Linked DNA regions of Homo sapiens: region 2 is linked to region 1. The links are chromatin loops, found by intact Hi-C in ENCODE. Cell type or tissue: Caco-2. All regions are shown on one strand. Each heading gives the region's core, and the rest is flanking DNA. Links, peaks and the distances in the headings are about the cores only. Region 1 overlaps SMIM14 (small integral membrane protein 14). Region 2 overlaps SMIM14 (small integral membrane protein 14).

Evidence for each region. A loop is a pair of places that touch in the nucleus more often than their neighbours do. Peaks named below come from ENCODE experiments on the same cell type or tissue, not always from the same donor. Only the 100,000 strongest peaks of a DNase experiment are listed, where the experiment ranks them.
Region 2: it touches region 1 in a loop (2.2-fold over the local background); 6 of 110 quality-filtered maps call a loop at or near these places.

The regions. Positions count from the first base shown.
Region 1 is chr4:39,612,639-39,628,616 of GRCh38, forward strand. The region is part of intron 1 of SMIM14 (small integral membrane protein 14); the gene reads right to left. It also overlaps the pseudogene RNU7-11P. Among named protein-coding and RNA genes, the nearest start is that of SMIM14, 18 kb to the right of the region's middle. RefSeq lists enhancers at 1,287-1,336, 13,156-13,235. In Caco-2, for the core only: no CTCF peak of the experiment used is centred there; DNase peaks (open chromatin) are centred at 9,143 and 10,023.
Region 2 is chr4:39,549,074-39,565,051 of GRCh38, forward strand. It overlaps SMIM14 (small integral membrane protein 14), which reads right to left. Exons shown (of 5, transcript NM_174921.3): 4 at 7,355-7,497; 5 at 1-3,085. The coding sequence ends at 3,053. All of the region lies in intron 2 of UGDH-AS1 (UGDH antisense RNA 1), which reads left to right. Among named protein-coding and RNA genes, the nearest start is that of UGDH-AS1, 29 kb to the left of the region's middle. In Caco-2, for the core only: no CTCF peak of the experiment used is centred there; a DNase peak (open chromatin) is centred at 9,308; H3K4me3 peaks cover 270 bases.

The DNA.
Region 1 (15,978 bases), core at 8,640-11,139:
CACCAAGGCTGGAGTGCAGTGGCACAATCATGGCTCACTGCAGCCTCGACTTGCCAGGCTCCAGCAATCCTTCCACTTCAGCTTCCCCAGTAGCTGGGACTGCAGGCACCTGCCATCATGCCTGGCTAATTTTTGTATTTTTGGTAGAGACGAGGTTTTGCCATTTGCCCAGGTTGGTCCTGAACTCTTGAGGTTAAGAACTCCACCTGCCTTGGCCTCCCAAAGTGCTGGGATTATTGGCATGAACCAACAAGCATGGCCTTTTACTAAGATTTTTATAAAAGAAATTAAATACAGAAATGACCACCTCTGTAGCCTCTGAACACAGAAATTTAAGAAAGCACAAGCACATTGGCTTTTATAAAGAAAGGGAGACTTGTTTTTATCAATGTATTATCCATCAAAATTGTAAAACATGGCTATTTTAAAATCTCTTTTTAATTCATTAAATCAACAAAATCAGACTCCACCACCACCCCTAAAAAAAACAGAGCTTCTGGAGGGCAGAAATCTTAGTCATCATCATCTCTGAACACCACCTATATTGCTTAGCCACAGCACTCATAGAATAAATATTTACTGAATTCTTGACAATGTTTATTTTCTCTACATCTATATGTGCCAGGAACAAGTAAATCAACCAGAATTTTAAATTATACTTCAGTCTTAATTAGCCTCCAGTAAAATGAGAAAGTATATTTATAAATAGGACATTCCTCAATAGTGCTACACTTCTGTGGAACTTTCTTCCTGTACACTTGAGCTGTTTTAAGTACTACTCCGTTTTCAGTTAACAGTTTCCATTTTAAAATCACTGGGGGTTTTTTTGAAAATAGAATGAACACAGTTCTCTTTTGGTGAGGACCCAAGAACAAGTGTCAACACAAACCAGCAGCTAGGCACTAGAAGAAAAAAACTTAACCAGTCCCACCGCACATTTAAATCCCTTGGTCTCCAGAGACATTAAGAAGCTGCTCTATCCTAGGCAAGACAGAACAGTTTTACTGAATCAGAATTTTAGTACATCTGCCTCAATGAGGTCTTTGATAGAAAGTAATTTAAAACAAAGTTTCATCTTGTATGTTTCATTGACTTGTTCATCTCCCCGATATATATCGCTAATGTTAGAGAACAATGCTAATACCAAAGTCACGGGGGGCTTGATCCTTGAGGACAAGCAGCTTCAAGACTTGTTTCTCAAAAATGTGCAACAGGTCACAAAGGTCTAAGTCATGAAAACATAAATAGTTTACTAACAAAATTCAAAATAGCCAGGCACGGTGGGCTCATGCTTGTAATCTCAGCATTTTGGGAGGCCGAGGTGGGTAGATCACCTGAGGTTAGGAGTTTGAGACCAGTGTGGCCAATATGGTGTGAAACCCAGTCTCTACTAAAAATACAAAAATTTGCTGGGCATGGTGGTGCACGGCTGTAATCCCAGCTGCTTGGGAGGCTGAAGCAGAATTGCTTGAACCTGGGAGGGTTGTAGTGAGCCGAGATGGCACCATTGCACTCCAGCCTGGGCAACAAGAGCGAAACTCCATTACAAAAAAAAAAAAAAAAAAGAAAATTCAAAATAATCGAGGAGCAGTAAGGGAAGCAAACATAGGCATAGATGAAATAAAACGGACAATAAGTTGATAATTATTGAAGTTGGGTTATAGGTTCTGGGGAGTTCCTATGCTACTTTTTTTTTTTTTGAGACAGAGTTTTGTTCTTGTTGCCCAAGGTGGAGTGCAGTGGCACAATCTCGGCTCCCTGCAACCTCCACCTCCCAGGTTCAAGCGATTCTCCTGCCTCAGCTCCAGAGTAGCTGGGATTACAGGTGTGTGCCACCACGCCCGGCTAATTTTCTGTATTTTTAGTAGAGATGGAGTTCCACCATGTTGGGTAGGCTGGTCTTGAACTCTCAACCTCAGGTGATCTGCCTGCCTCAACCTCCCAAAGTGCTGGGATTACAGGCGTAAACCACTGCACCCGGCCCCTATGCTACTTTTTAAAAATATTTTTATATTTCCATAATAGTCATTTAATTTATATGTCAGCATTTTCCCATTTTTGTGATAGCAATCTGACTCCAGGTATATATTAAGCAACATGGTTTATAAGTGACTTTCTATGTAGCATTAAGGGCAAAATAAACAAACATGTCTGAAGCTCTCAAACAATTCTTAGCACAGAAAAGCAGTGAAAGAACATGAATGTTGGGAAGGCAAAAAGCAATTCCCCTTATTCTGCAGGTCCAGGTCATTTTCTCTCCTCTACAACTAATACAACCTTTCCTGGTAGGGATTGGCAGTAATAACTCAGTTGAGTCATACTGTTGCTATATGTGGTGAGGGAATTTTCCAGTGCTGTTAACCAATTTATCATTGCTGTTAGAACCTTAAACACTCCAGCTCATGCAAGTCTCTAAGAGACAGAGGGAGTTAAAATAGCCGATAGAGTCTCTAAAATGTTTTTTTTTTAATTTATTTATAGAGACAGGGTCTTGCTGTGTTGCCCAGGCTGATCTTGAACTCCTGGGCTCAAGTGATCCTCCCACCTTGGCCTCCCGAAGTGTTGGGATTACAGGCGTGAGCCACGACCTCCGGCCCGAATGTAAGATATTAATATTAAGGGAAGCGGGGTGAGGAGTATACTGTAACTTTGTATTACCTTTGCAACTTTTCTGTAAGTCTAAATTTATCCCAAAATAAAAATATTTACTTAAAAAATGTCAAGTCCAAAAGAACTTTAAAAAATAAATAAATGAATGGGGGGATTTTTAGGGCAGTGAAACAATTCTGTATACTACTACAGTGGTAGATACATGTCATTATACATTTGTCAAACCCCATAGGATGTACAATACCAAGAGTGAACCCTAATGTAAACTATGGACTTTAGGTAACAATGACTTTTCAATGTTAGGTTCGTTGACTATATAACAAAGTTTAACACTCTGGTGTCGGATAGTAGGGAAGCTATGCATGTGTGGGGGCAGGGGATATATGAGAACTCTATACTTTCTTCTCAATTTTCCTGTGAACCTAAAACTGCTCTAAAAAAATGATATTTTAAAAAAATAAACTAAAAAACTGGATGTGGATCAATGAAACAAGACTGGCCAGGAGTTAAAGACCATTGAAACTGGATCATGGGTAACTGAAAACTGTTGAGCCTACTTTTGTGTATATTTTTTAAACCTATAATAAAAAGTGTTTTTACAAAGCTTGTATCCTTAAGAATTATATTTCTATCACTCTGTCCTAAGGGACTGTCTGAATTGTGGATTACTGAAAATTTAAAAAACTATAAAGAACCCAAATGTTAGTAATTAAAGCTATGGTACATTCAAGCAATGAAACATACTATGTAGTAACATGGTATAGCTAGCAAAACTGGCCTCTTGCTAATAGTATCTCTATAGTAGATTTGGCTTATTCTGCTAGGCTATTCCACTGAAAACAAGGAAGGGACATCCCTGAAAAGGGTTAAATATTCCCAATTTTGTTGTTGTTGTTGTTATTTTTGAGGCTGAGACTCACTCTGTCACCCAGGCTGGAGTGCAGTGTCGCCATCTTGGCTCACTGCAACCTCCACCTCCTGGGTTCAAGCAATTCTCCTGCCTCAGCCTCCCAAGTAATTGGGAACACAGGCGTGTGCCACCATACCTGGCTAATTTTTGTATTTTTAGTAAAGACGGAGTTTCACCATGTTGGCCAGGCTGGTCTCAAACTCCCGGCCTCTAGTGACCTGCTCCCTCAGCCTCCCAAAGTGCTGGGATTACAGGAGTGAGCCACCGCGCCTGGCCACATTTTATAACTTGGGAGTTTCTGACTCTTGCTTCTCAGACTCCATTGTGCTAACAGACATAAACTGAAAGCATGATTTGGAAAGTTCTTTTCCTTTCCTTTTTAAGTTAATCCTCCCTGGTACCCACATCAAAACGTAACAGAATAGTGTAACCTGACTGTGAGCTTATCTTCTCTATACATCTTCCAATCCATTCCTTACATTTAAAAAAAAAAAAAAAGAAAAGAAAAAGAAAAAAGAAAAGCAGGATTCTAAGGACCCAGAATTACTGCAACTGGATTTTTTCCTTATTTTTCTCAAGGCTGTAGTATAAAAATATGTACCCTTTGAAACCTCTCTACTCTTTTTGCCAATCCCTGGTTTCCTCTCTCCTTCAAAAAGGTTAGTTCCCAGCTTTTTTTCCAAGAGCAACAATACTAAGATATTCATTTCCCTCCTAAGAAATGAGTCAGAATTCCAGTATGCTCAGTGTGAAATTCCTGTGATTAAGGTTTTTAAAAGTATTTAGAATTACTATCTACCTAGAATTTAAACTTGGGGAAGAATTATTGTACATTAAACTCATTATACCGGTTATTGTTAAGATGATCAGATACTGATTTTTTCTTGTTTTCCTATGTTTCTATACATATTACTTTTTGAACCAAATTACATATTTACATATGAATGTGTAAATATTTACATATATGTACAAAATTACATACATGTGTAAACAACAGATACTACCCAAAATAAAAATAAATGCTGATGTCAAAACTCCAATAACATTAGTAACTTAAGGCCAAGTTTTTATCTATGGAGAGATGTTTGCAAATAGTCCCAAACCTTAAGATTTTAGTTTTTGAAAGATGACCTAAGTGGCCTGGGGACAGAATTAGTAAGGAGACTTTTCACTGTATACGATTATGTGTTTTCTGAAATTACACCATTTGAATATTTTAACTATTCAAAGAGTATTAACTTTGTAAAAGAATAATCTTACAGTAAGTTTCTTGTTCTCTCAACCATAGCCATTAGCTCTAGGGAAAAATAATTATATCTCAATTTACTCGAACTGAATATGCTAAATTGTTTAAACCCTGTCTTACCCTCTATCATCACTGAATTTGTTGGTTAAATATAGCATAAAAGGGATTGTAACTCCATAGGTAAATGTAACAAAATTAACCATATCCCATCATCAATGAAGATATTAAAAAGTATGTAAACAGGCCCTATCATGGATACTTCTAAAGTCAGCCTTTCACCTAAATCTGAGGCAAACATTGTTTGCAAAAATCAGTTTTCAAAGTTTACTCTTCCCTGCCCTACTCACTCTCTGGTGGAAGCTTTAACAGCGGAAGAGAATCTAAACAATGAAACAGTGTATCTAAAACAGTGTATCTACCATAAACTATTAATGTTGGTATAGTATTTTGTTAAATTAAGTTTAAAATAAAAGCAAATGGAAATTCATTTTAAAAACATATAAGACGGAAAAAAATCAGGAAAATGACAATGCCTAAACTAGTTTTGTTTTTTATCTTCTCCCAAGGTGCATCTGCAATCAAAGACATCATCTGGATGCTTACCATAGTTGAGATGACAAACGGAAAAAATGGTAGAGAGAGGAGAGAAGTAAGAGAGAATATTACTCCTGCCAAAGCAAGCCCACTTCTTCAGAAATAACAAGTGAAGCCAGCATAGAAACCTAAACTATCAGTGACATCTACTCAAGTCTTGGCAAATACAGAAAAGGCCCCCAAAACATCAAGAGAGGAATTATCACCAGGGGCTGCTGAGGAGAACTTACACCATAAAGAAAAAGGAAAATGCATTCAATCGAGCCCAACTCATTTGAACACCTTGATACTGAACACTGTAACAGGCATGGGAAAAACGATGAGCAAGATGTGATCACCACTCTCAAGATAACCTCAGTCTAATTAAAATGGGGCTCCAGGAACTGCACTTGAAAGCCCCAGAGTATTGGGAGGCCGAGGTGGGTGGGTCACGAGGTCAGGAGTTCAAGATCAGCCTGGCCAAGATGGTGAAACCCCATCTCTATTAAAAATACAAAAATTAGCCAGGCTTGGTGGTTGGTGGGCACCTGTAATCCCAGCTACTCAGGAGGCTGAGGCAGAGACTTGCTTGAACCCAGGAGGCAGAGGTTGCAGTGAATTGAGATCGCACCACTGCACTCCAGCCTGGGCGACAGAGCGAGACTCCATCTCAAAAAAAAAAAAAAACAAAAAAAAAAAACCAAAGCCCAGTGTAATGAAACTCACTCATTCTCATTCTCTTTTACCCACTCTCACTGACTACACTTCCCAAGCAGCAAGTACCATTGCATAATAGCTTTTATATTTTTTAGGTCTGGTAATTTACAGAAAGGACTGCACACTTTTTTCAACCTGCATGTTGGACCTTGCAGGGGTGTCAAGCCCCCTGTTGAGAAGAAAGTGAGTGTGAATAGACTCAGTAGGAAGCAGCATTATGGAGTAGAGATTTGGGCATAAAATGGCAGCAGGGATGCATATACACCACATACTCACCTCTCCTGGCTGATAGATCCTTTATATTCCACAAGCCTGTCTTTGGAATATATGTGATATACTATCTCTAACCAACAAATTAAGTGATGATAGAGGGTAAGACAGGGTTTAGATAATTTAGCATGTTCAGTTCAAGAGAAAATTGAGATATAATTAAATATATATGAGAAAATTGAGATAATTATAATTTAATTTATTATATATACCAATAAATATAATTTAATTTATTCTATATATCAATAAATATAATTTATTCTATATATCAATAAATATAATTTATTCTATATATCAATAAATATAATTTATTCTATATATCAATAAATATAATTTATTCTATATATCAATAAATATAATTTATTCTATATATCAATAAATATAATTTATTCTATATATCAATAAATATAATTTATTCTATATATCAATAAATATAATTTATTCTATATCAATAAATATAATTTATTCTATATCAATAAATATAATTTATTCTATATCAATAAATATAATTTATTCTATATCAATAAATATAATTTATTCTATATCAATAAATATAATTTATTCTATATCAATAAATATAATTTATTCTATATATCAATAAATATAATTTATTCTATATATCAATAAATATAATTTATTCTATATATCAATAAATATAATTTATTCTATATATCAATAAATATAATTTATTCTATATATCAATAAATATAATTTATTCTATATATCAATAAATATAATTTATTCTATATATCAATAAATATAATTATATATATCAATAAATATAATTTATTATATATATATCAATAAATAATTTATTATATATATTTATATATATCTCAATTTTCTCAAAAATATTTATATGTATATATAAATGTATATATATATTTATATATATTTATATATATATATATATTTTTTTTTTTTTAAGAGCAAGATAGGGACTCACGCTCTGTGGCCCACGCTAGAGTGCAATGGCAATCATAGCTCACTGCAGCCTCAAACTCATGGCTCAAGTGATCATCCCATGTCAGCCTCCTGAGGAGCTGGGACTAGAGGCACAGGCCACCACACCCAACTACTTAAAAAAATATTTTTGCTGGGCATGGTAGCTCATGCCTGTAATCCCAGCACTTTGGGAGGCTGAGATGGGAGGACTGCTTGAGCCCAAGAGTTCAAGACTGGTCTGGGAAACAGCAAGATCCCATCTCTATTAAGAAAAAAAAAAAAAAATTCGGATGGGCGCTGTGGCTCACGCCTGTAATCCCAGCACTTTGGGAGACCGAGGCGGGCGGATCACGAGGTCAGGAGATGGAGACCACCCTGCCTAACACGCTGAAACCCCGTCTCTACTAAAAATACAAAAAATTAGCCAGGCATGGTGGCGGGCGCCTGTAGTCCCAGCTACTCGGGAGGCTGAGGCAGGAGAATGGCGTGAACCTGGGAGGTGGAGCCTGCAGTGAGCCGGAGATCGCGCCACTGCACTCCATCCTGGGCGAGAGAGATAGACTGTATCAAAAAAAAAATTATTTAAAAATAAAAATAATTTTTTTTGTAGAGACAGAGGTCTTGCTATGTTGCCCAGGTTGGTCGACATAGCAAGGCCAGGCTGATCCTCTGGCCTCAGCCTCCCAAAGTGCTGGGATTATAGGCGTGAGCCATTGTGCCCAGGCTGGAATATGCTGAATATAAAAGTGCTTGTGAGCTGCTATGTACTATAGGAATGTAATGAAAACGATATTTTACTATTACTGTTTCTACAACAATTCACTTTTATGTGGGAAGTGGTGAGTAAGTCCTGATGACCCTGTGTTAAATCTTTAAGGCCAAATGTCTTCTTTGGTCCTGGCAGGAATAAACAAGTTTTTCAAAAATGGTGTGCAAACACACACACACACATACATAATTACAACCAGCAAATCAGATTATAGAATTTTCTGAACAAATTCACCTCAAAATATATCTATTTATATTTATATATCAAAATTGGAATCACAAATAAATGGGGAAGGGATTGCAATTTCAATAAATTCAGTGCTAGGAAAACCTACAGTGTTACAGCTCTTTTAGAATTTGTCTAGCAGGCTTTCCGGTTTTTGCTGGAAAGCTCCCCAGAAAAAATTCCAAAAAGAAAAAACCTACTAGCAGTTAAGGAGGAAAAAAATCAGCAATTCTACCAGATAAGTAAGGTTAACATTTATTTGATCTTCAGGGAAGGACCCCCTACAGATACATACAAACTTTCCATCCATTAAAGTACAGAGAGAAAACAAAAAAGATAAATACAATGAAAAATATCAAATTTAGGACATAAGACTGTGCATTTAAAAAAAATCCCAAGTAAAATTAAAAGAGCAAAAGAATTAGGGGAAAAAAACTCCAAACATTCCACTAATATAGCTGGCAAAGACATTTTAAAAATACAGAGCATATGCAAACCAATTCTTTAGTAAGATGGAACCATTTATACACTGCATTTGAAATTACAAACTATGATAACTTTTCTGGCAATACAAATCCAGATGTTAAAAAAACGTGCATGCCCTCTGAATAATTCCAGTTCTAAGACTATCAAGGAAAATAATCTGAAATACAAAGGTTTATATACAAAGATGGTTATCATGGCTTTAAAGTAGTGAAAAATGGGGATGATCTAAATATCCAGCTAAAAAGAAATATTTAAATTGTGATATACACTGTAAAGTATTATACAGCCAAACGTTTCTTTTTTTTTTTTTTTTTTTTTTTTGAGAAAGGCTCTTGCTCTGTCACCCAGGCTGGCATGCAGCAGAGCAATCATGACTCACTGCATCCTTGACCTCCCAGGCTCAAGTGATCCCATCCCGAGTGGCTGGGACTACGGAGGCGCATGTTATCATGCTTGGCTTTTTTTTTTTTTAAGTAGAGACGGGGTCTCATTATGTTTCTCAGGCTAGTCTCGAACTCCCAGGCTCCAGCCATCTTCCTGCCTCAGCCTCCCAAAGTGCTGGGATTACACGAATGAGCCACCGCACTCGGCCTCATTTTCTTTCTTAATAATATGGAGAAATGATCACAACATAATGTTAAAAGTATATTTAAAAGGGCATAAAAATAAACATAGCAAATGCACTTTTTTGTTTTTTGTTTTTTGTTTTTTTGAGACGGAGTCTTGCACTGTTGCCCAGGCTGGAGTGCAGTGGCACGATCTCGGTTCACTGCAAGCTCCGCCTCCCGGGTTCACGCCATTCTCCTGCCTCAGCCTCCCGAGTAGCTGGGACTACAGGCACCCGCCATCGTGCCCAGCTAATTTTTGTATTTTTAGTAGAGACGGGGTTTCACTGTGTTAGCCAGGATGGTCTCGATCTCCTGACCTCATGATCCCCCCAACTTGGCCTCCCAAAGTGCTGGGATTACAGGCGTGAGCCACCGCGCCCGGCCACAAATGCATGTTTTATTTTATTTTTATTTATTTTTTGAGACGGAGTCTCGCTTTTTTGCCCAGGCTGGAGTGCAGTGGCACGGTCTCGGCTCACCGCAACCTCCACCTCCCGGATTCAAGTGATTCTCCTGCCCCAGCCTCCCAAGTAGCTGGGATTACAGGTGTGTGCCACCACACCCAGCTAATTTTTTTATTTTTAGTAGAGACAGGGTTTCAGCATGTTGGCCAGGCTCGTCTGAAACTCCTGACCTCAAGTGATCCGCCGCCTCTGCCTCCCCAAGTGTTGGGATTACAGGCATGAGTCACCACGCCTGGCCTGCAAATGTTCGTTTTTAAAGGCATAGGAAAACACATACAAATGAAAAGGCTGAAAGAAAACATAAAACTTTAACATCTGTTATCTCTGGGTGGCAGGATTTTACTTTTCACTTTGTACAGTTTTCAAATATCATATAATGGTTACATATTAACTTTTATAATCAGGAAAAAAATTTTTGGATGCAGCAGCTAAATCCAGGGAAGGTCACTCAGTTTCTTCAACAAATAAATGGCAAAAAATAAATAAATCTTAAGAGATGGCAGGGGAACGGTTACAGATTAAAACAAAATTAAGAGATACCAATCCTGATTCAAACCAACCTAGTAAAAGGACATTTATGAACTATCAGGAACTTTGAACACTGTTTAAATGACATTGTTACATACGTACAATGTCAACGATCACATCTAAAAAGAGTCTTTATCTCTTAGGAATCTCACTAAGTATTTTCAGTTAAAGTGATACAATACCTGGGGTCTAGTTTAAAATAAACCTGCCAAGGGGGGAGAGGTATGGATGAAACAAAACCACCATGAGTTTAACTGTTGAAGGCAAGTGATGGGTCCACAGAGATTCATTACACCATTCTACCTTTTAGTGCTAAAAATTTCAAATTATTAATACATAAAAGGTTTTTTAAAAATACATTTTTATAGAAAAACAAACAATTATCTCTTCCCCTCTCCCCGACTCCATGCAAACAGAGCTCTTCCTGAGAAGGCAGGGATAACATTGGCTAATTCAAGGTCAGAATATGAAAATTCTTTTATTGTGATTTTAAAGAATATGATTTATAATAAAATTACTTTTCACATAGCCAGCCAAATCTTCACAGTGATGAAGAACAATATCATAATTCTTTCCATGTTAAAAATAGGCCGGGCGCGGTGGCTCATGCCTGTAATCCCAGCACTTTGGGAGGCCAAGAAGGTTGGATCACCTGAGGCCAAGAGTTCAACACCAGCCTGGCCAACATGGTGAAACTCCATCTCTACTAAAAATACAAAAAAATTAGCCGGGTGTGGTGGTGCATGCCTGCAGTCTCTGCTACTTGGGAGGCTGAGGCAGGAGAATCACTTGAACCCAGGAGGCAGAGGTTGCAGTGAGCAGAGATTGCACCACTGCACTCCAGCTTGGGTGACAGAGCAAGACTCCATCTGAAAAAATGAAAAAATAAAAACCCTCAGCAAGAAGAAAATGCACAGTAACAATTTAGAATGTATGCAATTATTCATAACTGTTGTCTGGTCAGTAAAAAAGAAAGTTTAAAAAAATAGAACGTATGCAATTAGTTTTTACATAACAGAAAACAGAGATACTGGTCAATGAAATGGGAGGCCAGAGGAAGCATTCTATGCATTTTTATCTTAAAAAGCATCAATAAGTAGTTGGGATGACTTTTATCAGATTACCCAAAGTCTCAGTATAATGAGGTGTTCAAACCTACTCATACACAATACTTTTTACAAAATACTCAAAACTGGTTATTCTTTTAACACAAATGGCTCTCAAATATTACCACACCTAGTTTATGTTCTAATGTAGCTTTACTACTTTCACATCTTAACAAAAGCCCTTCTGATAAAAATCAAAGCAGGAAAATTTTCTGTTTTTAAAATGAGGAACATAGCCCCAGCTAAGGTAGTAATTTCACTATGATCGCACATCTAGTATATGACAGATCTTATACAGGAAGTCACATTGTAAAATCCTGAGCAGGACTCATTCCCCATCTGCCAGATATGACCAATCATGCTAGTTATGTTTCTTTCACCCTTACAAAGACAACTTTAGAGCAGTACAGAAATTAGATAACTATCAAATAACTTCCTATTAGTTTGGCCAGGCGCAGTGGCTCATGCCTGTCATTCCAGCATTTTGGGAGGCTGAGGCAGGCGGATCACCTGAGGTCAGGAGTTCAAGACCAGCCTGGCCAACATGGTGAAACCCCATCTCTACTAAAAATACAAAAATTAGCTGGGCGTGGTGGTGTGTCCCTGTAATCCCAGCTACTTGGGAGGCTGAGGCAGAAGAATTGCTTGAACCTAGGAGGCGGAGGTTGCATTGAGCTGAGATCACACTCCAGCCTGGACAACAGAGCAAGACACCATCTCGAAAAAAAAAAAAAAAAAACTTCCTATTCGTTCTTAGTAACGAAATACTTTTCTCTTAAACTACATTTGCTTCTCTGATGGGAAGTAGGCAAGAAAAGGATGCAGACTTGGCTGGGCATGGTGGCTCACACCTATAATCCCAGCACTTTGGAAGGCCGAGGCAGGCAGATCATGAGGTCAGGAGTTTGAGACCAGCCTGGCCAACAAGATGAAACCCCATCTCTACTAAAGATACAAAAAAAAAAGACAAAAGTTAGCTGGGTGTGGTGGTGCATGACTGTAATCCCAGCTACTCGGGAGGCTGAGGCAGGAGAACTGCTTGACCCTAGGAGGTGGAGGTTGCAGTGAGCTGAGATCATGCCATTGCACTCCAGTCTGGGCAACAGGGTGAGACATCATCTCAAAAAAAAAAAAAAAAGAAAGAAAGAAAAAGAAAAGGATGCAGACTCAAGTTCAAATTGGTCAATTAATGTTTGCTAAAAATTATTCTAAAGCTATACCTGGGAGAAGTTAAAGACATACAAAATTTAAATGTTGAAATAAACCCCATTACATGCCCTTGATGTCACAATTCTCTGTGATCTAAACTCACGCAGGATTAAAACTCCCTGAAACTCATCATTACAATTTTTTTTTTCTTTTTTGAGACGGAGTCTTGCTCTGTTGCCCAGGCTGGAGTGCAGTGGCGCAATCTAGACTCACTGCAACCTCCACCTCCCGGGTTCCAGTGATTCTCTGCCTTAATCTCTCGAGTAATTGGCACTACAGGCACGCGCCACCACATCCAACTAATTTTTGTACTTTTAGTAGAGACGGGGTTTCACCATGTTGGTCAGGCTGGTCTCAAACTCCTGACCTCTGGTGATCAGTCTCCCAAAGTGCTGGGATGACAGGCGTGAGCCACTGCACCCAGCCAATCCCTGAAATTCTTATAATTTTACAAGAAAGTGAAAGCTTAAAGACACCCTTTTCAGAGGGCATACTATTCAAAAGGAAGAGACTACAGCAGGCAAGAAAGGACAACAGAAGTTTATTTTCCACAGAATACAACAGGAATATACAGAAGCAACTACGTCAGCATGGCCAGAGGCCACTGTATAGATCAGGTATAGATTAGTGCAGGGGTCCCCAGCCTCCAGGCCATGGACTGGTACTGGTCTGTGGCCTGTTAGGAACCTGGCAGCACAGCAGAAGGAGGTGAGGTGCGGGCCAGCAAGCATTACCACCTGAGCATTACCACCTGAGCTCTGCCTTCTATCAGATCAGCGGTGGCATTAGATTCTCACTGGAGCGACTGCATGCGAGGGATCTAGGCTGCACGATCCTTATGAAAAAATAATGTCTGATGATCTGAGGTAGAATAGCTTCATCCCAAAACCATTCTCCCCACGCCCCCCACCCCTGCCCCAGCCCACTGAAAAAACTGTCTTCTATGAAAATGGTCCCTGGTGCAAAAAAGGTTGGGGACCACTGGATTAGAGTATACCAAGTCTTCATTTATTTATATTCAACAAATCACAACTTCACAAGTGGCACTATTACAACTTTGGAGATACAGCAGTTCTCGCCCACTCAATTAAGAATCACTTGAATTGGAAAGAGGAAAGAACTGAGGCTCTGAAAGCTTCAGTAATTTGCCCAGTCACACAGCACAGGAGGTGGGATTCAAACGCCCTGTCTTCTCTCACTTCTCCTTTCTTGAAAAGGATGTATCTAACAAATTCTCAGGGGACAAAGTAACCAGCAAGAGAGTTCAGAGGAGGATACAGAAGAAACAAAGGTAGCTTTTACCATCAAGAGCTTGCAATCAAGTTAACTGTTAATTTAAATTAAATAATTGCATACCAATAGATAATTAACAACTAAATAAATGTTACAAATTACCTTTGTGATCACTACTTTGGAGAAAGCTCAAAACTCAAGGAAAGGAGAACGCTTTTCTCCTTGACCTTCTATTCCATCACTACTAGGCTTAACTCTTCAAGGTCAGAGAGAATTTCCTCATCTCCTTAATGTTTCCATTTCTCTGCAACACATGATTCTGTTAAGATTCATCCCCCAGGTGGCCACCATTTTTCTAGAAATTCTCATTAAATGTGACCCTATTTTCTCAGGTGCCTTAGTCTATTGGGATGCTTAAACAAAATAACACAGACTGGGTAACTTACAAACAGAAATTTACTTCTCACGGTTCTGGAGGCTAGGAAGTCCAAGATCAAGGCACTGGTAGATTCAGTGTCTGCTGAGGACCCACTCTCTGGTTGGTAGATGGTGCCTTCTCACTGTGTCCTACTATGGTGGAAGAGGGCAAGCAGCTCTCTGAGCCCTCTTTTATAAGGGCACTACTCCTCATGATGATGGCTCCACCCTCATGACTTAATCACTACCCAAAGGCCCACCTCCTCCTAATACTATCACACTGGGGGTTAGGATTTCAAATATGAATTGTGGGGAACACAAGCATTCAGACCAAAGGACTGTCTTAAACATTACCTTCTCTTTCCTTGGCGACCCTTTTTTCTTTACCTCTATCTGACTCCTATTCTAGGATCACTTTAGACAACACTTGCCAAAACATCATGGGACAGCAGAAAGAACATCCTTAGACAAAAAACTTAAGGCAGTACTGAGAAATATTAATAGATAAATCACTTAGCCTTGTTGTGACTTCAGTTTATCTATAAAACAAGAGTGATAATTGAAACTATTCATTTTAAACAGTTGCGCAAAGATCAAGTGAGAATTTGTAACAGTACTTAATAAACTGAAAAAGTTTTAAAACTTGGGGTCAGTTGAAGACCAAAGTATCTTTAACCCTTAGCCCAAGTTCTCTGTATAGTGCTCTGGAGTGTGTGTGTTCCACTGGGGCCAAAGTTATCACTCATCTGCATAAAAGGGAAAGAAAAGAAAGAAGTCTTCTGTTCTTAATCTTGGTCTCTCACCTACTAATGTCCTGTCCTTTCCTGGCCGCAGTTTACTCTTGTACAATCCTAAGAATTCTCTCTGTGCCTGGTCAAGGTCCAGGGGTAAAACTGATCATAAAGAGTCAAACAAAGGAAAGCTTTTCAATTAAATCATCTTTGTTTGTATTCAATATCATAACCATAAGTTTCATAATTTGAAAACGTTTTCTAAAATTTCCACCCAAGAGGGCACATGTCATCAGGACCTCCTGTGTCATGGAGAGAAAATTTTTTAATCCTAAAAAAAAGGCTAGGCGTGGGGGCTCACGCCTATAATCCCAGCACTTTGCGGGGCCAAGGCAGGAGGACTACGAGGTCAGGAATTCAAGACCAGCCTGGCCAACATGGTGAAACGCCGCCTCGACTAAAAATACAAAAATTAGCCAGGTGTGGCGGCACATGCCTGTACACCCAGCTACTCTGGAGGCTGAGGCAGGAGAACTGCTTGAACCTGGGAGGCAGACGTTGCAGTGAGCCAACACCAAGCCATTGCACTCCAGCCAGGGCAACAGAGTGAGACTCCATCACAAAAAAAAAAAAAAGAAAAAAAATTCTACCCAAGAATATTTACTAGTCATATTCTAAATTTTAACATTTTAAAATCAGGAAAATGTGACCAGGCGCGGTGGCTCACGCCTGTAATCCCAGCACTTTGGGAGGCTGAGACGGGCAGATCACGAGGTCAGGAAATCAAGACCAGCCGGGCCAACATGGTGAAACCCCGTCTCTACTAAAAATATTTTTAAAAAAATTAGCCGGGCATAGTGGCACACGCGTAGTCCCAAGTCAGCAACTTGGGAGGCTGAGGCAGGAGAATCGCTTGAACCTGGTAGGAGGA
Region 2 (15,978 bases), core at 7,863-10,362, 64 kb before region 1:
AATCCCAGCTACTCAGGAGGCTGAGGAAGGAGAATCGCTCGAACCTGGGGGTGGATGTTGCAGTGAGCCAAGGTCGCGCCACTTCACTCCAGCTTGGGCGAAAGAGCAAAACTCCATCTCAAAACAACAACCAAAAAGAATCCAGATTTTTAGGTGTCTAATACTAGACATTCTGTATCCAAGTTTCAGCCATTTCATCCAATAAAGCCTTCTAAAGCCTTTTTTTTTTGAGACAGGGTCTCACTCTGTCACTCAAGCTGGAGTGCAGTGGCGTGATCTTGGCTTACTGCAACCTGTCTCCCAGGCTCAAGCGATTCTCCTGCCTCAGCCTCCCGAGTAGCTAAGACTACAGGCCGTGTCACCAAACCCGGCTAATTTTTTGTAGGCACGGGGTTTCACCGTCTTGGCCAGGCTGGTCTCAACCTCCTGACCTCAAGTGATCCACCTGCCCCAGCCTCCCAAAGTGCTGGGATTACAGGCATGAGTCACTGCGCCCAGCTCCCAAAGCCAATTTTCAATTATTTGTGAGCCATAGATTCAGTGACTACATCAATATCTCTTGCCAGGGATTGGCCTAACAGCTCAGAGAACAGATTGTTAGGATATATGGGCAAGCCTTCTAAGTTCAAGAGGCAAGAGCAGAAAATGGAATGCTATAGGGATTTAGCTCCATCTTAAGCCATTCTGGCCCTTTCTGCTCTACTTTACCAGCTATAGAGTTAGGAAGGCTTCCAGTAGGCCACAGCAAGAGGAAAAACCTTTATTCTGTGGGGCTCATTTATCCAGGATTTAACTTACCTGTGTCATGTTACCGATCTATTAACACAAGTAATTTAGAGTTGGTTATATTATTTCAAGAAATTGAGCACAAAGCCAGGATGTACAAGGAGGAATTCAAACAATCAATATTGGATTATATAATGAAAAGATGCCCTTACAATGTTTATGATCTAGAATGTAATCATAATAAAGGGGGGAAAATACCTTATGAGTATCACAATTGTATCAGAGACTATTAAACAGTACAATGATACAGAGAATTTATTCAATTCATACAAGTAATTTACCAGATCTAAACAGTGAATAGACTGACCTAAGGGGAAAAAAATCCTTACATTGATAGCAAAATATCTTCTAGCCCCCATAAATAATCTGCAATCATTTGCTAGGAAAAAAACTTCATAACCATATGGGTCATGCAGACATTTTTATTTATTTATTTATTTTGAGACAGAGTCTCGCTCTGTCGCCCTGATTGGAGTGCAGTGGCACGATCTCAGCTTACTGCAACCTCCGTCTCCCAGGTTCAAGCAATTTCCTGCCTCAGCTTCCCCAGTAGCTGGGATTATAGGCACACACCACCATGCCTGGCTAATTTTTGCATTTTTAGTAGAGATAAGGTTTCACCATGTTGGTCAGGCTGGTCTCGAACTCCTGACCTCAGGTGATTCGCCTGCCTCGGCCTCCCAAAGTGCTGGGATTACAGGCGTGAGCCACCGTGCCCAGCCCATGCAGACATTTTTAAGTGCTATTGGTATTCACTTTATTTCAAACTGAGCAAAACAATACAACCTTTTACTTTTTTATACATTTTAAAATTTCTCTCATATTAACATTCCTTCCTACCCCAATCCATCCCATCACCAAACAGGAATGAGATAAGGAGTGAAAAAAAGATGTATGTTTCTCATTTTCCTTCTTTTCCCTTGAAGTAAACCAGTAATTTATTAAAATATTTTATAGGTCAGAGGATAACAAAAGACTCAATGTAGTAAATAAGTAAATAGGCATTCAAATATCAGTAACCTAACAGGCCCTAATACAGCTTTAAGATTTTCTTCTTTTTTTTTTTTTGAGAGGGAGTCTCGCTCTATTGCTTAGGCTGGAATGCAGTGGTGCGATCTTGGTTCACTGCAACCTCCACCTCCCGGGTTCAAGCAATTCTCCTGCTTTGGCCTCCTGAGTAGCTGGGATTACAGGCACATGCACCAACCCTGGCTAATTTTTCTGTATTTTTAGTAGAGACAGGGTTTCACCATGTTGGCCAGGCTGGTCTCGAACTCCTGACCTCAAGTGATCCACCCACCTCAGCCTCCCAAAGTGCTGGGATTACAGGTGTGAGCCACTGCACTGGCCTAAGATTTTCATTTTAACAGGGAACTGTTAGAACAGAAAAGAAGCTTCCCAAGAGGCACTCATTTTAAAAATAAATTATAGCTTAAATTATTACTATGTGGATTATATCAGCAAAGGCAGAAAGAATTAATGTTTTCCTCCTTTCATGAACCTTGTAAGGCTAGTGTTGAGTGGCTTACAAATGTCATATAATGGACTGTAAATCATCTGCCATATTGATCAATCATGTTTATTTAAGGTTTTCTTAACATTAGAGATTTTTAATGGGAGTATAAAATTAGTAAACAACCATTTCATTTTTTCTCTCTTCCTATTCTAGCCACATAAGCCAGTTTAATCCATGACACAGATTTCAGCTGTAATTTGCAAAACAATCCAAGAGCTACCACAGTCCCCAAAACTACAGAAAACTGCCATCCACAAATAAACTACCAAGGTAAATGTAAATACAGCGTGGTTCTAATTTTCTTTCACACAATCCCAGACAACCCCAAATAACTTTATAAATACCTTATGAAAAAAAGCAATTTAAAAACCTATCAAATCTATTTAAAATATATAAATGCAGACCTCTCAAATTTCCTTCAATCAGGCCAGAAATTATCACAAAAATTATAATCACAGTTACAAACAGAATGAGTGGAATGTTTGTAAGTTTAGGACAACCAAAAAAGCCCCATGTAACTTTTTAAAAATATAATCATTCACTCAAATATACTGTAAATAGGAATGGCAGTAACACAGGAAGCAAAAATAAACTTGCAAGTGAAATTTCTAGAAGCTCATGAAAACAATACCATCCCATATTGCAGATACAAAAGGAAAAACAGTTCTAATGGGGTTAAGAGTACTCTGGTCATCTTCGTTCGTTTGGTCGTGCAAGGTGTTAACTATTTTCACTTCCCATATCACAAAGTTAGTCCACAGGAGGAGCTGGTGGATCTTGTCCCTGGCATTAGAAAGAAATAAATTATTTAATTGACTTTTTAAAAATTCAAAAAAATTTAAAATTTATTACTTTTTTAAAAATTGACTTATTAAATCCCAGTGCAACCAATCTAACACATAGAGAAACAACTGAGCAGCAATGCCCCCAACCATCCCATCCCAAATATATGCTTATTTGGACTTTTCATATGTTTTTACATGAGGGAACACTAGATTAAATAACACTGTGATTTTCCACCATTTGTCTCATTTTTCCCTGTAGAATGGAAGAGAGAGGGAATTTGTACAACAGTGATGTTATCACTCCTGCCAACCCCAGGAGTGATCTTCAAACCTATGAAAATATCTTCATCCCTCTTGCTAAAGTCGATTGGCTAAGCAAAGTACTGTATATTTAAAATGAAGCTAGGGACTTTTGTTTCTCAATACTGAATGTCTACGAGGATGCATGTGGCTGCAGTTGCTTCTGGTAGTCATCCTATAACCCTAAGGGGAGCCCATCTTGGAATGAAGTTGTTAGTATGAGGAAAGAAACTAGGTCTTTGATGACACTGTTGAAACTTTCTTAACACTGACCCTACCTCTGAATTTTTTTGACGTGTAAATCAATGAAGCCACTTGTTTTAAACCACTTGGAATTGACTTTTGTTAACTTGCAATAGAAAGCAAGTGAACTGTAAAGGAAAGATCAGAGTTTTTAAGATTCTCAAGATTTTATTTATTTACCCTGAAATGATACATGACGCCCGAGTTGGGGGTGATCAATATTTCTCCTTGGAATTAGTCTCAACACATTTTCTTACTTATTCCTAAGATAGTGGAACTACTATTCCTAGAAACACTGGCCTACAATGAATTAAGGTCCAGGAGAGGGTAATCTTGCATTTCTGTCATTTTAATAGTTTTTTTTTTTTTTTCCTTGAGACAGAGTCTCACTCTGTCGCCCAGGCTGGAGTACAGTGGTGAGATCTCGGCTCACTGCAAACTCCGCCTCCCGGGTTCAAGTGATTCGCCTGCCTCAGCCTCCCGAGTAGCTGGGATTACAAGCATGTGCCACCACACCTGGTTAATTTTTTTGTATTTTTAGTAGAGACAGGGTTTCACCATGTTGGTCAAGCTGGTCTCCAACTCCTGACCTCAAATGATCCACCTGCCTCAGCCTCCCAAAGTGCTGGGATTACAGGTGTAAGCCACCGTGCCCAGCCCACTGTAATGATTTCTAAGTCAGGTTATTAAGAGTTCTATTTCTTTAGCTCCAAACATTGAGGAATTTACTCTTTGATATGAAAGTAACAAAGCTATACAAAGAAAGTAAGAAAGAAGGCTAAGGAATAAACACTTTATCAAGACAATATGCAAGCTGTTTTATAAATACTCTCTTCTCCAAGAAAAAATAAAAATAAATGTAAGGCTTTTTATATAGTGCTAATAATGCCGGTTTTTTTTTTTTTTTGAGATGGAGTCTCGCTCTTGTTGCCCAGGCTGGAGTGCAATGGCGCCATCTCAGCTCACTGCAACCTCCACCTTCTGGGTTCAAGCAATTCTCCTGCCTCAGCCTCACAAGTAGCTGGGATTACAGGCACGCGCCACCATGCCTGGCTAATTTTTGTACTTTTAATAGAGACGGAGTTTGGTTATGTTGGCTAGGCTGGTCTTGAACTCCTGACCTCAGGTGATCCGCCCGCCTCAGCCTCCCAAAGTGCTGGGATTACAGGTGAGAGCCACCGCGCCTGGTCTATAATGCCTTCTTTCTTAAAGTTAGCATGCTACGTATCTTTTTTGTGTATGTTTTTCGTTTTGATTTTTTTTCTTTCTATGCTACATATCTAAATGTTCTATTCCTTAAAAAACAAAGCAAAACATTGACCAATTAACACTGCACATTTGCTTTCTCTTATATAAAAAATGAGTCTAACTGAACTTCTGATATCAACACCACAACACTGGAGAAAAGAAACAATTATTTTAGGAATTCCACAAGGTAAAGGTTGGAAAAGAGAATTAGTGGGATAATTTGGTATACAAGTGAATCTGGCCGGGCATGGTGGCTCATGCCTGTAATACCAGCACTTTGGGAGGCAAATGCAGGCACAGCACCTGAGGTTAGGAGTTCAAGACCAGCCTGGCCAACGTGGCGAAACCCTGTATCTACTAAAAATACAAAAATTAGCCAGGTGTGGTGACACACATCTGTAATGCCAGTACTTCGGGAGGCCGAGGCAGGCACATCACTTGAGGTCAGGAATTTGAGACCAGCCTGGCCAACATGGTGAAACCCCATCTCTACTAAAAATCCAAAAATTAGCCAGATGTGGTGGCGTGCACCTGTAATCCCAGCTACTCGGTAGGTGGAGGCAGGAGAATCACTTGAACCTGGGAGGCAGAGGCTGCAGTGAGCTGAGATTGTACCAATGCACTTCAGCCTGGAGGACAGAGTGAGACTCCATCTCAAAAAAAAAAACAACAAAAACAAGCAAATCTATCATGGAAATTTTCCTTTTTTTTTTTTTTTTTTTTTGATGCTCTATTACCTTATAGTTTTTTAATTATAAATTTTAACATTTATTTAAATTGACAAATAAAAATTGTATATATTTGTCATATACAACATGTTTTGAAATATGTATACATTTGTAGAATGGCTAAATAGAGGTAACTGGCAAATTCATGGAATTTTTTTTTTTTTTTTTTTTTTGAGACGAAGTTTCACTCTCACCGCCTAGCCTGGAGTGCAATGGCACGATCTTGGCTCACTGCAACCTCCATCTCCTGGGTTCAAGCAATTCTCTTGCCTCAGCCTCCCGAGTAGCTGGGATTACAGGTGCCCACCACCAGGCCCAGCTAATTTTTGTATTTTTACTAGAGACAGGGTTTCACCATGTTGGCCAGGCTGGTCTCGAACTCCTGACCTCAGGTGATCCGCCCATCTTGGCCTCCCAAAGTGCTGGAATTACAGGCATGAGCCACCGCGCCCGGCCTCATGGAAATATTTTTAAAGAGATAATATTCAAATTCAGTGTTAAAAAAAAAACATAAATACTGGTTCTGAAAAGGATTAAAAGGAATCCTTTAACAGAGGTTCTTTTTTTTTTTGAGACATAGTCTCACTCTGTAGCCCAAGCTGGAGTGTGGTGGTGTGATCTTGGCTCACTGCAACCTCTGCCTCCTGAGCTCAAACGATTCTCATGCCTCGGCCTCCTGAGTAGCTGAGACTACAGGCGCATGCCACCATGTCTGGCTAATTTTTTGTATTTTAGTAGAGACAGGGTTTCACCATGTTGCCCAGGGTGGTCTTGAACACCGGAGCTCAGGTGATCCGCCCCCCTTGGCCTCCCAAAGTGCTGGGATTGCAGGCGTGAGCCACAGTGCCTGGCCAACAGAGGTTCTCTTAAAGATAGTCCTGAAAACTCCCTATTGGGTCACTTTATCATAGTTTTAATTTAGAAGGTTCTAAAAATGGTTGTAATCATGACTATCAAGATTTATCAACATGAATGATTCCGACCTCTCCTTTTGCCAGCTCAGCTGATTTACTGTGGTACAGAAATGGAAAATGGGTTTGAGAGAAATAGGATGGGAAAATGAGGAAAATAAAATAAGACAGGCTCAGTGTCTCTACTGAATAGCTAGGACAGAAGGGGGTCAAACATTTCAACTAAAGCTACTAAGAGTTTAGGGGCTGGAAGCATGAGAGGCAAGGGATCAACTGTGAGGTGGACAGAACTGGGTAGTGGAGGATTGAGACTTGAGCAATATTGCTGTGGATTATGAAATGGATTATTTTTGATGCTTCTCATGTGAGTAAAGATTAGAATTCAAGCCTGGGCAACCTGGCAAAACCCCATCTCTACAAAAAAATACAAAAAACTAGCCAGGTGTGCTAGTGCATGCCTGTGGTCCCAACTACTTGGGAGGCTGAGGTGGGAGCCTAGGAGGTGGAGGCTTCAGTGAGCTAAGATCGCACCAGTGCAGTCCAGCCTGGGCGGCACAGCAAGACCCTGTCTGAAAAAAAAAAAAAAGGATTGGAATTCATTTTCAAATTAATTTTGGGCTTCTGGTCTGTGCTTCTTTCTGCATTTAACTCCATAAAGATTAAGCTGTCAATTAAATCTTGGAATTGCAATATTTAATAGAACTACATAGGTAGAATACTCTATGAGTTAAATATAATTTAACTAATTTAGGTGTTTTAGTCAAAACCAAGTCCTTCCCTGCCCCAGGCCACATACATTCCCTTACCCAAAAAGCATTTAAAATCTGCAACACTTACATTATGAGGACTGGTTGGCTTTCCAGGTAGGCTGGATCCTCTTAGATTAGGAGGTCTCAGTAAGAACAAGATCAATGCAATAACCATCCAGGCTACCAAGATCATTGTAACACTGATGCCATTATCACCAGAGGGTCCCGGTACTAAAGACAAACAAAAAATGTAGCATGCTCACAATATTGTTAAAAGTAAAAACAAATTCTAATGTTTAAATGTCAGTTTCAATTACTGTATTAATATAAAAATTGTATTGATAAATTACAAAAGTACATATTATATCTTCAATTTCCCTTTCCCCCAGTGAGAACATCTAAAAAGTAAATGATGTTAAATAGTCATAAACCAAAACTTAGTAAGTTTTTGTTGTTTTTGTTTTTTGAGACAGGGTCTTGCTCTATCAAACAGGCTGGAGTGCGGTGGCACAACCATAGCTCACTACAGCCTTAACCTTCTATGTTCATGGGATCCTCTCACCTCAGCCTCCTGAGTAGCTGGGACTACAGGTGTGTGCCACCATGCCCCATGCACCTAATTTTTAATTTTTATTTTTAGTAGAGACACTATGTTGCCTGGGCTGGTCTCTAACAATTTTTTTTTTTTTTTTTGAGATGGAGTCTCACTCTGTTGCCAAGGCCAGAGTGCAGTGGGACAATGTTGGCTCACTGCAACCTCTGCCTCCCAAGTTCAAGCAATTCTGCCTCAGCCTCCTGAGTAGCTGGGATTACAGGCATGCGCCACCATGCCCAGCTAATTTTTGTATTTCTAGTTGAGACGGGGTTTCACCATGTTGGCCAGGCTGGTCTCGAACTCCTGACCTCAGGTGATCCACCTGCCTTGGCCTCCCAAAGGGCTGGGATTACAGGTGTGAGCCACTGTGTCCTGCCCCACACCCCTAATTTTTTTTAAAATTTTTAGTAGTGACGACGTCTCACTATGTTGCCTGGACTAGTCTCTAACACATTTTTTAATAGTATAATAATTCTTAATATTTTGGGGTAACAGAATCATTTGAGAATTTGATAAAAATTAAGAACTCTTTCCATTTTAAGAATTCATGGGGTCTTCAACTGAGGTCTTGCAAGGCAAGCCGGCCATGCCATGTTTGTAGATTAATGAGGCTAGGGGCCCTAACTTCCCTAAGATCTACTTTTCTAGCTACCTTCTGCCCTGTGTCTGGCACCTACATCCTTCATGATTGTTCTTTTTGATCCATTCTGGATTAAAAATAAATATGAAAAGCACTCATGTATACCAAATTCCACAATTTTGTATATAATTGTGGAAGGTTTAAGAACCCACAAAGCCACGAATCCATATGAATCCAAGTTAAGACCACAGAAAAAACACTCTCCTTTGGGGGGAAAAATCTGCTTCTTAATTACAGAGGCATCATGAAAAAGAAAGGGGACATCTGGGCTGCGTAATATATACATTAAAAGACCCCTTGAATTACAGTCTCAACCAAAGAGATTAATTTGACCTTCTTTTTCACACAAAGGAGTTGAATTCAGATCTAGATATTTTAAAATTTTATCAATTTTTCTCTTCTATCAATTTTTTCTATTTATCAAGAGAAAAATGCTAGACAGGGATGTATGTGCGTATACAGGCATCAGTTTTTCCTGGTTCCTTGACATAGCCACGTCTTATTTAATTTGAAATAACAAGTGCCTAGCACAGTGCCTGACCCATGATATGAGGTTAACAAATTTCTAATAAATGAAACGTAGATTTTTTATTGAAGTATATTAGAGAACTCAATTTTCAGAAATAAAAATGGCCAGGTGCACTGGCTCACGCCTGTAATCCCAGCACTTTGGAAGGCCAAGATGGGTGGATTGCTTGAGCTCAGGAATTCGAGACCAGCCTGGGCGATATGGTGAAACCCCATCTCTGAGGGAGAAGAAAAGGAAAAATCCATTAGGTAAACAGTTAAGGCTGGGCCCCTAGAAGTGCTTGCCTGAAAAATCACAGCTGCTGCAGCTGCACAGATAAGCCTGGACAGATAAGCAGCCAGTAAAGCAAACAAGCCTTTTTGTTCTTTGTACAATCAGTGAGCTCCCAGGAAAAAGTTTCCTCCCCTTTTCAGGCATATACACAGTGGGCTCCGTGGGAACTTGCATAGGGCGGAGTGGGCTTACCTAAAAAAACCCAGTTATACAAAGAAGAGAAGCTGTGCTTTGTGCTTAGAAACAATCCCACAGCTGGAAAAAGGGAGTTGCACAGACAGCTTTTCGAAAAAGAAAAATTACTCAATCAGTTACAAGGAGGAGAGCAGTTTCTTTTTTTTGTTTGTTTTTTTGAGACAGAGTCTTGCCCTGTCGTCCAAGCTGGAATACAATGGCATGTCAGCTCACTGCAACCTCCACCTCCCGGGTTCAAGCAATTCTCCTGTCTCAGTCTCCCCTGTAGCTGGGATTACAGGCACATGCCACCATGCCTGGCTAACTTTTTGTATCTTTAGTAGAGATGGGGTTTCACCATGTTGGCCAGGCTGGTCTCAAACTCCTGACCTCGTGATCTGCCTGCTTCGGCCTCCCAAAGTGCTGGGATTACAGGCATGAGCCACCGCGCCTGGCTGCAGTTTCTTATAAAAGCATTTTGCATTCAGCTGTAACCAAGCTATCCACTTGGACTCCCCTCTCTGCAGAGAGCTTTCTCCTTTTGCTTATTACATTTTCGCTCCAACTTCACCCTTGTGACCATGCTCCTTAATCATTTTAGAGGCGAGACAAAGAACTCAGGGTGATACCTCACAAGAGAAACCAATATATGAAGGTGCATTGGTGAGACTGCAACATCTCTACGAAAATTAGCTGGGTGGGGTGGCGTGAGCCTGTAGTCCCAGCTACCCAGGAGGCTGAGGCACGAGAATTGCTTGAACCCAGAAGGCAGAGGTTGTAGTGAGCTCAGATTACACCACTGCACTCCAGCCTGGGCGAGTGAGCAAGACCCTGTCAAAAAAAAAAAAGAAAAGAAAGGAAAAGAAAAAGAAATAAAAATTATAGATTAGATTTCTAGAGGAAAATGTAGTATCCCTAGGTGATTACTAAAACAGCTTGTCAAGACCACAGCTGTTTGGTTTTGATCTCCTTGCCTCAGGAAAAAGTAAAAGAAATCCAGATAAGATGTTGAAACTAATCTGATACACTGCATTGGGTCAGTGGGTCCAGGGCTCAATTCCACAAAAGGGAAGGAATTGGTGGCACTGCTGAGGCCAAAAGGCTAGTGATAAAAGCGGACAAAGTCAAGTTAAGAGTTGCGCTGGCCCTGCTGCAACGAAGTCTTATGGCAAACAAATTAGTACAAAATATATATTAAAAAGAGCTGAGCTGGCCTAAGAGCAGGATGGATAGGAATGTAGCCTCTGTTCCAAACCCAGTCACTTCCCTAGAAACAGCTAAACAGGCCGGGCGTGGCAGCTCATGTCTGTAATCCCAGCACTTTGAGAGGCCAAGGCGGGCAGATCCCTTGAACTCAGGAGTTTGAGACCAGCCTGGGCAACATGACAAAAACCCGTATCTACAAAAAATTAAAAAAAAAAAATAGCCGGGTGTGGTGGTGTGTGCCTGCGGTCCCAGCTACTCAGGAGGCTGAGGTGGGAGGATGGCTTGAGCCCAGGAGGTGGAGGTTGCAGTGAGCTGTAATTGCACCACTGCACTCCAGCCTGGGCAACAGAGCCAGACACTGTCTCAAAACATAAACAAAAACAAAAACAAACACTTTCTTCCATTGTCTTCTGTGTCACTACCATTGTCTAACAGTTGGACACTCCTTCATCAATAATTCTCTTTTTCTTTATATCAACAGTTCTTTTCTTTTCTTTTTTTTTTTTTTTTGAGATGGAATCTCGTTCTGTCACCAGGCTGGAGTGCAGTGGCGCGATCTCCGCTCACTACAACCTCTGCCTCCTGGGTTTTATTTGTAGTAGAGCTGGGATTTCACCATGTTGGCCAGGCTGTTCTCAAACTCCTGACCTCAGGTGATCCATCTGCCTTGGCCTCCGAAAATGCTGGGATTACAGGCATGAGCCACCGCAATCAGCCAACATCAATAGTTCTTAAACTATGGTATATATCAGAGTCAACTGAAAACTTCTTAAAAATGCAGAAATCCAGGAAGCACGAGGTCAAGAGATCACCCGTGAAGCAGAGGTTGCAGTGAGCTGAGATCGCGCCACTGCACTCCAGCCTGGCGACAGAGCAAGACCCCGTCTCAAACAAAACAAAACAAAATGCAGAAATCCCACCTTCCACTTAACATATTCAGTACTTTAGTATTCCAAACAAAAATCATGAGCATCTCCCCCGCCCTACCCCCTTCCACCCCAACTACCAAACTGGATCTCTGTTCATCCAGTTGCCCAGGGCAGAACCTAAGAAAACACCTTTTTTCTTTCTCAACAGCCCTGTATTTAATCCATCATGAAGTTTCTTGCAATTTTTCCTCCTAAATATCACTTGTATCTGCCCACTTTTAGCTCCATGTCCCCACCTGCTCAAGCTACCATAACCTCTTATCTGGTCTATTGCAGTGGCCTCTTAAGGGATCTCCCTATATCTACTCCTGCTTCCCCTGTGCTCTATATTGTTTCCAGAGTGATTTTTTTTTCTTTTTTTTTAAAAGCAAATACATGTTGAGTTTCCCTGTGTGAAATGCTTGGGAATACAAGTGTTTCAGAATTCGGATTTTTTCAGATTTGGGGATATATGCAATATACTTATTGGTTCAGCAGCCCTAATCCTAAAATCCAAAATCTGAAATGTTCCAATGAGCATTTCCTTTGAGCATCATGTCAGCACTGAATAAGTTTCAGATTTTGGAGCACTTCAAATTTTCAGATTAGGGATATTCAACCTATACTATTATTTTTATTTTAAATAATAGTTAAGGCCAGACCTGATGGGGCTCATGCCTGTAATCCCAGCACTTTGGGAGGCCAAGGCAGGAAGATCCCTTGAGCTCAGGAGCTCAAGACCAGCCTGGGCAAAATGGCTGGTGCTGAACTTCTGGCCTCATGCAATCCTCCTGCCTTGGTTTCCCAAAGAGCTGAGATTACAGGTGTCAGTCAGTAGTCATGCCCAGCCATGACTTTTTAATATTCTTTGCAAGTAAAAAATTCTGAAGCTTAAGAGAGTTAAACCTCAGATTCCAAGTTTACTAATTCTTATTTCTAGACAAAGGATCCCTGATTCTTTTTTAGAATCTCACGCCGGGCACGGTGGCTCACACCTGTAGTCCCAGCACTTTGGGAAGGTAAGGCAGGTGCATCACCTGAGGTCTGGAATTCAACACCAGCCTGGCCAACATGGTGTTGGCCATCTCTACCAAAGCCCATCTCTACTAAAAATACAAAAATTAGCCAAGCATGGTGGTGCACACCTGTAATCCCAGCTACTTGGGGGGTTGTAGCGGAAAAATTGCTCGAACCCGGAAGACAGGTCGCAGTGAGCCGAGATCGTGCCACTGCACTCCAGCCTGGGCAACATAGTGAGACTCCATCTCAACAACAACAACAACCAAATAGTAATGTCCACTTCTTTTTTAGAATCTCACAATAGTAATATGACTCGTAGTTCCCTTAACTATCTCCTAGCTTGGTTCCTATTGCAGCTTTTCCTTCTTGCTTACTGCTGCCAGAAAAGTCTGCTTAAAACTGTTCTTGGCTGGATACAGTGGCTCATGGCTGTGATCTCAGCACTCTAGGAGGCCGAGGCAGGAGGATCCCTGGAGCCCAGGCGTTTGAGACCAGCCTGGGCAACATAGTGAGACCCCTGTCTCTACAAAAAAAATTAAAAAATTAGCTGAGTGTGGTGGTGCAGGCCTGTAATCCCAGCTACTCGGGAGGCTGAGGTGGGAGGATCACTTAAGCCCAGGTGGTCAAGGCTGCAGTGAATTGTAATCACACAACTGCACTCCAGCCAGGGTGGCAGAGACAGACCCTGTCTCAACCCCCAAACAAACAAACAAACAAACAAACAAAAAATCCCCTCTGCTCTTAACACATCTCTGCTGATCAATGTGGTAACTCAGTTTCCACTGCCTACTGTTTCAACTCTGGGGTTTTTCTGTTTTTATTGAGTCAGTGTCTCACTCTGTCTCCCAGGCTGGAGTGCAGTGGCACAATCACAGCTCACTGCAACCTTTGCCTCCCAGGCTCAAGTGATCCTCTCACCTTAGCCTCCTGAGTAGCTGAAATTGTAGGCGCATGCTGCCATGCCCAATTAATTTTTTTATATTTTTAAAACTTTTTTTATTTTTTAGAGACAGGGTCTCACTATGTTGCCCAGGCTGATCTCGAATTCCTGAGCTCAAGTGATCTGCCCACCTTGGCCTCCCAAAGTTCTGGAATTACAGGCATGAGCGACCCCACCTGACCCTAATTTTTGTATTTTTAGTAGAGACGGTGTTTTGCCATGTTGCCAAGGCTTGTCCCTAACTCCTGAGCTCAAGCAACCCACCCACCTAAGCCTCGCAAAGTGCTAGGATTATAAGCATGAGCTACTGTGCCCAGCAACTCTAAGTTCTTTAGCTCAGCCTTTCCTCATATGATTGGGCCTTACTCATCTAATCTTACCTCTTACCACTTCTCAGAAAATGCATCCTCTGCTCTAGTCACCCCCATACCTCTTCTTTTTTTTATTTTTTTTGAGACGGAGTTTCACTCTTGCTGGCCAGGCTGGAGTGCAATGGCACAATCTCTGTTCACTGCAACCTCTGCCTCCCGGGTTCAAGTGATTCTCATGCCTCAGCCTCCCAAGTAGCTGGGATTACAGGTGCTCGCCTCCACACCCGGCTAATTTTTTGTATTTTTAGTAGAGACTGGGTTTCACCATGTTGACCAGGCTGGTCTCGAACTCCTGATCTCAGGTGATCCACTCACCTCAGCCTCCCAAAGTGATGGGATTACAGGCATGAGCCACCGCCCCCGGCCCCTCTTCTTTCTCTAGCCAAGGATTCCCTGGCCTGGCTATGCATCAGAATAGCCTGTGACAGTATCAACACCACAGATTCTAAGGCACTGCCTAAGACCATCTGATTCAGGAGCAGCTTCGGGGTGGGATCAGGAGCCAACAATATTTTTTAAAAGCTTTCCAAATGAATCTGATGCAACAGTTGAATGCGAACTTGTCTGGCAGCATTTGCCAACTATGCAAATTCAGTCTTCCTGGGGTACTCGTTATTTCCCTGTCTGGCATGTTCTTACAACTAACTCCATTTATTCACCTATAACCTACATCCCTCTTCCATAAAAATCTCCATTTCCTCCACCCACTTTTTCCTCTGCCTTCTCTGGACTAGTATAGCATTTCTAGTTTGAAGGAATGGTTTCCCGTCTCTCCTAATTAACTTTTTAAGAACTGAGACCATCTCATAGCTGTTTGACTGTACCACCTCTTAGGTATATAATCCCTGAGCCTCAAGTTTCTTTTTCTTTTTTCTTTCTCCTCTTCCTCCTCCTCCTCTTCTTCTTCCCCTTCTCTTCCTCTTCTTCTTCTTCTTCTATTATTATTATTTTGAGACGGAGTCTTGCTCTGTCACCAGGCTGGAGTGCAGTGGCACCATCTTGGCTCACTGCAACCTCCGCCTCCCAGTTTCAAGCAATTCCCCTGCCTCACAAATAAAATGCCAAATGGAATATTCACAATGAAGCTGTTAACTTAGCTGGATACCAAGAGGATGAAAAGGTAGAGACAGAGGCTCTAAGAGCTGGCCCATCCTCAGAAGATTATTTGTATAAACTTATATAGGTTTCCGCTGGGGAAAGCAAAAACAGAACAGCAGTGAAAGTGGACAATACACCGGTATGCTCTAACCCTGTAGTTTTTGGTCCTATACAGTAATTACATTATCCTAAGCACAGCTACCAGTTTTCAAGCTGAGTCAAGGGTGATCTCTATCATTCCCTAATGTAGATCTGTTATTCTCCTACAGGCTGAGTATTCCTACTCTAAAAATCTAGAATCCTCCAAAATCCAAAACTTTTTGAGAGCTGACATCATGCTCAAAAGAAATGCTTATCGGAACATTTCACATTTTCAGGTTAGGGATGGTCAACTGGTAAATGAATCTGAAAAAATCTGAAACTGAATACACTTCTGGCTCCAAGCATTTCAAATAAGGGATATTCAACCTATACTTTCATATTGTGTTCTGCGAGGGTGCCCCATAGTGTTATTTCAGATTAGCGTTTTTTAGATAAAGATAACCTGAATGGAAAGCATCCTCTCTTTTGTTTAAAGGATTCTATTAAAAATGAAATACATGACTTTTAAGCAGGGGGCTAAGGGAAGCCTCACTAAGAAGGCACTCTGGAGTGAAAATGTAAAGAAAGTGAGGCTGTCAGTTGTGAGATTATCCGAAAGAAGCACATTTCAGGCACAAGGAACAGCGAGAACTCCTGATTCAGGAGCCTGTGGGATGTTCATGGAGGCCAATGTGGCTGAAGTGAAGTGACCTGGGATTGGTGGTATAGTGAGGTGGGATATAAGAAAAAGATTAAGCTGGGTGTGGTGGCTCACGCCTGTAATCCCAGCACTTTGGGAAGCTGAGGTGGGAGAATCACTTGAGGCCAGGAGTTCAAGACCAGCCTTGGCAACATAATGAGGTCCTATCTCTACAAA